Linked DNA regions of Homo sapiens: region 1 is linked to region 2. A link is a loop called in an ENCODE intact Hi-C map of the cell type or tissue named here. Cell type or tissue: psoas muscle. All regions are shown on one strand. Region 1 overlaps IGDCC4 (immunoglobulin superfamily DCC subclass member 4). Region 2 overlaps DPP8 (dipeptidyl peptidase 8).

Region 1 (2,500 bases), 50 kb after region 2:
AGACTCCAAGGGCAGGGCTCCTCTCTTCATGCAGAGCCTGTGTGCCCTCTGGTTGGATGCAGTGTCGAAGGCTGGGGACAGAGGTGGGGATGCGAGGCATCTGAGGCGGTGTCAGTGCCCGGAAGCCCTGCTCCCTGCCCCTTTCTCTCCTGCCCTTCTATAGTCACTGAGGGGTCCAGGCACTGGGGGTTCGTCCCTCTCTGCTTTCTGTGCCTTGCAAATCTGGCTACCTGTGGCCTAGTGCTCTTATCCTTTACTCGTTTCTTTGAAAAGCTCTTGCCCCAGTGTGATGGATTAGGAAGGGCACAGTCTTTGGGGTTGGAAAGACCTGGTTTGAATCCTGCCTTCTCTGCTCACCATCTGCATGACCCTGGGCTCCTTATCAAATGCCCAGCTCAGAGAGGCTCGAAGAGTCCTTGAGATAAGAATGGAAAGTGCCTGGCACCTGGCAGGTGCTCAACAGATCTCACTTCAAGCCTCCCCCAGGGGCACCTCCCTTGCTTCCCTTTGCCATGCATCCCTCCCACCTCCCACCCACTCTCTGCACTCCCACCCCGTCCCCATCCTGTTCCTTCTGGGCTTAGCTGGTAGGCTGCTCCCAGTCTGGTGTCGTCTTTCTTCTGTTCAAGGGGTATCTGCCTCCACCTGCTGGACAATCCAGATATTCACCACTCCACCCAGGGGGCCAGGGTCACACAAAGAACTTGGCAGGAAATCAGGGTTTAGGGAACTGCCGCACAGGCAGAAACTCAAGCCCACTGTCTGCCTTTTCCACTGGGAAATCCAAGGCCTTTTGGAGAAGGGATTTGCCAAAGGTCACCCAGTGCGTTAATGGCAGTGCTGGAACTAGAAACTATAACTGTTGACTCCAAGTCTGGTGCTTTGCCCATGACCCTGACAGTCCTCTGCCTAGATGGTGGGTTGCATTTGGGAGGGAAGAATGGAGGTAGGTGTGGGTCTGTCTAATCATTTCTCTGGTGCTGAGTTGAAGCCTAGGCAATTCTTCTGGCTCTAAAAGAAACAGCTCAGAGGTCCAGTCCCAGCCCTGCTGAATTTTATGGCTACGTCCCCCATCTGACAGATGGAATCATTGCTGCTGTCCCCGGTACCACCTCACCAGGTTACTGTGAGACTCAGGTGAGGTATCGCATGGCAAATGCCTAATGGTAAGGCTGCCTGCTGGTCTGTCTTCTCGCCAGGGTCCCTGGCGTCCACCAGGGGGCAGGACGTGGTCATTGTGGCAGCCCCAGAGAACACCACAGTGGTGTCTGGCCAGAGTGTGGTGATGGAATGTGTGGCCTCAGCTGACCCCACCCCTTTTGTGTCCTGGGTCCGACAAGGTGAGTGGAGGGGGTGGGAGAAGGAGGGCATGGGAAGGGAGGGATGTGGCATCTCACATGCCCCTAAGTCAGGGGGATGTATGGGTGACGACCCAGTGGTCACGAACCTTCTGGTGTGGCACGAACTCCTTTCCCAGGGCTGGGTGTGGTGGTCAAGGTCGGAGCTGCGTGGGGAACTGGACAGACTTCCTTGTCACTCTGTGTAGCATGTGCTTTACAAAAGCACTTCCAAGCTGCCACTTACAGAACGGTTATTGCAGCCCTCCTGAGGCCAGGTGCTGAGCTAGGTTCTCCACCATAATTACATATTTCTGTTCCTCACAACGGTGTTACAAGTGAGTACTTGAGAGCTGGGAAGGTGCCACACAGCCAGTGAGTTAGGTGGAACCAGACCCCTCTGTTGGTCCGTGCAACTATAAGGCAAGCTCTGGGTCCACCCCAGCATACTGCTGTCTTTGTGTGACTGGTATCATACTGGGCACAGTGAACAAAACACAGAGAGGCAGGGACCCTGCCCTCTGAACTCATCGTCTAGTGAGGGAGAGAAAACACACATCTATGAAGAGAGGTCTGACAGTATCAGGCTACAAGTGAGAAGTGCCACTGAGTGACTGGAGATGCCATCAGGGTAACGCCAGTGCTGGGCCAAATTTCACTGTGCAGTCTCCTAAGCACTTTCACACCTGTTCTCCTGTCAGCCTCCAAGAGCCCTCTGGGGAGAGGAGGGGCCAGAACTATTATTCCCAGTGGGCAGATGAAGAAACTGAGGCTCAGAGAGGCAGTGGAAGAGCTGGGACCCAAGCTTTCAAGTCTGTTCTCTTTTTGGTATGCCAGTTCCTACAGTCCTGTAAAAAGAAAGCAAGGGTTATTTTTATTTCCATTTGTTGTTAAAAAGTGACTTGTCCCAAGTTGATGGCAGAAGTAAGTTTTAAATCCAGTTCTTTTTACCCCTTTCCCCAACTCATTCTATTACTCTATACATCTTTAAAAATATAAGTTTATATCTCATACTCAAAAGTGTATATCACGAATATATATAGTTTAAAGAAAATAAATTGAACAACTATTAATATGTACCCACCAATGAGCTGATAAAATAGAACAGTGCTGGCATTTTCGCACCTATCTGACCTGCACTGCCTCATTGGACCTGTGACACT
Region 2 (2,500 bases):
AGTTCTCACACGTTTTTTCCTCAGTAGCAGGATATAGTTCAGTTGTCTTTTAATAACGGGCCTGGCTTTCATATTTCAGCTAGCCCAGGTTAAAGGTTTGGTATGTAGAATGCCCATGGAACATGAAACTGACTCACAGAGTATCAAATTCTTGACCTTAGCGCTTCACTTCGTATTCTGAGTTGCCTAAGACATGTATGCGCCAGTAGTAAGGCTAAAGCTTAAGGATAATTTTAGACTGTAAATTTGCAGTTGTAAGATCTCACTGCTAGCCACTCTCTTTTTCCAGACCACACTTGACTGTCAATGTCATCTTATGCAGGTTGCTATTGCTGGGGCCCCAGTCACTCTGTGGATCTTCTATGATACAGGATACACGGAACGTTATATGGGTCACCCTGACCAGAATGAACAGGGCTATTACTTAGGATCTGTGGCCATGCAAGCAGAAAAGTTCCCCTCTGAGTAAGTGCAAGCTTTTTTTTTTTTTTTTTTAAATTGAGACAGGGTCTCACTCTGTCACTTAGGCTGGAGTGTAGTGGCATGATCAGGGCTCCCTGCAGCGTCAAACTCCTGGGCTCAGAGGATCCTCCCACCTCAGCCCCCGAGTAGCTGGGTTTACAGGCACGTGCCACCATGCCCGCCTAATTTTTTGTATTTTTAGTAGAGTCAGGGTTTTATCATGTTGCCTAGGGTGGTCTCAAACTCCTGAACTCAAGTTATCTGCCCACCTCAGACTCCCAAAGTGCTGGGATTACAGGCATGAGCCACCGGGCACAGCCTAATTCAAGCTTTAAAATGAAGATTATAAATTTTCAATTGTATTTTAAAAAATTGTCTTTAATCCTAATGAAAAATTCAAATACTGAAAAACCAAGACAAATGTTATACTAGAATAGCATGGCTGTTTCTTAAAACTGAATTACAGGCCAATTCATATAATGTTTCTTTACAAGTTATATTTGAAGCAGTTGTTTTTGCTGAAAAAAGTTAAGTACACGACTTTCAAGGTGGAAAAAATTTTATGTCTGCCTGAATATATTTTACAAATAGTTCTTCTAGGGACATGCTATAATTATAGATGTGTTCTAATATTTTAATTATAAAAAATTGAACACAAGATCTTTTTTTAATCCTTCATTGCATGTGGCATCTGGTTAATATGTTACAAATTTAATATTGAAAATACTGAATTCTTATTCTAACATTACAGTATAAGGAAGTTAATATGGTTAAGTATGATTAAATAAGTGAAATGGTTTTCCCAAATACTCTACTATTTTGCCTAATCCTCTAATATTTCCATTTCTCCAGACCAAATCGTTTACTGCTCTTACATGGTTTCCTGGATGAGAATGTCCATTTTGCACATACCAGTATATTACTGAGTTTTTTAGTGAGGGCTGGAAAGCCATATGATTTACAGGTGAGTTACTCTACATTTTCTAGTTAAATGCAGTCATGATTAGTGATTGATTACTTTGAAATCTATTAGCTGTGGGGTAAGTCCAGATTTTTAGAGTGTCCACCCTCTGCTTAAGAGAACTAAAGTAAGAGGCATATTTAGTAGTGCCTGTAGTTGGATAAAAATTAAGATTCTGTTGCAGTCAGGCTGACATACCTGCCTATCAGATTACATGACTGTGTGTCTGTATCTGCTTTCAGTTTGGAAGCATGGAAAAGATGACAGGAAGTCCATTCACTGTTATCCTTTGCTTTTCTTTTTCCACTTTGAAGGGTGAGGATGTGCTATTTTGATTTCATGGTTGTAAAAGGATTTTTAGGGCCTGATTATATGGTCTTTTGATTTTCTTTTATTTTACATTGACATTGGAGGAAAAACCAGCAAGTTACTCTCCTCCATTGCTCCATTATTCATTGCTCCTTATTCCAGTTTTTCTTAAAACTGTGTTTTACTCCTTAAACAGATTATGTGCACACAAAAAATGAAAAAATTACTTTTTCCTTTTTAACATTTCAGTTGATATTTATGTTTAAACTATGAGATATTTATAGCAGTAGTTTTTAAGCTTTTTGGTTTCAGGACACCTTTACCTACCAAAGAACTTTGTTTATGTCAATTATATCAATCAATATTTCTCATGTAAGATATGAAAACTGAGAAAATTTTTAAATATTTTAAAATAATAAACTATCAGCCCGGCACAGTGGCTCATACCTGTAATCCCAGCACTTTAGGAGGCCAAGGCAGGTGGATCACTTGAGGTCAGGAGTTCGAGACCAGCCTGACCAACATGGAGAAACCCTGTCTCTACTAAAAATACAAAAATTAGTCAGGCATGGTGGCTCATGCCTGTAATCCCAGCTACTTGGGAGGCTGAGGCAGGAGAACTGCTTGAACTGGGGAGGCAGAGGTTGCGATCAGCTGAGATCGCGCTATTGCACTCCAGCCTGGGCAACAAGAGTGAAACTCCGTCTCAAAAAAAAAATAATAATAATAATAATAAACTATTACATGTTAACACAAATCACGTTTTTC

Evidence for each region. Hi-C counts contacts between places; a loop is a spot of excess contacts. Peaks named below come from ENCODE experiments on the same cell type or tissue, not always from the same donor. Only the 100,000 strongest peaks of a DNase experiment are listed, where the experiment ranks them.
Region 1: it touches region 2 in a loop (7-fold over the local background); 4 of 110 quality-filtered maps call a loop at or near these places.

What each region holds. Positions count from the first base shown.
Region 1 is chr15:65,399,646-65,402,145 of GRCh38, reverse strand. IGDCC4 (immunoglobulin superfamily DCC subclass member 4) reads left to right here. Exons shown (of 20, transcript NM_020962.3): 5 at 1,200-1,340. Among named protein-coding and RNA genes, the nearest start is that of IGDCC4, 22 kb to the left of the region's middle. In psoas muscle, CTCF peaks have their summits at 654 (motif pointing left) and 1,218 (motif pointing right); DNase peaks (open chromatin) are centred at 645 and 1,225; H3K27ac peaks cover 2,066 bases.
Region 2 is chr15:65,449,925-65,452,424 of GRCh38, reverse strand. DPP8 (dipeptidyl peptidase 8) reads left to right here. Exons shown (of 20, transcript NM_130434.5): 18 at 323-465; 19 at 1,315-1,426. Among named protein-coding and RNA genes, the nearest start is that of IGDCC4, 28 kb to the right of the region's middle. In psoas muscle, no CTCF peak of the experiment used is centred here; no DNase peak of the experiment used is centred here; H3K27ac peaks cover 2,500 bases.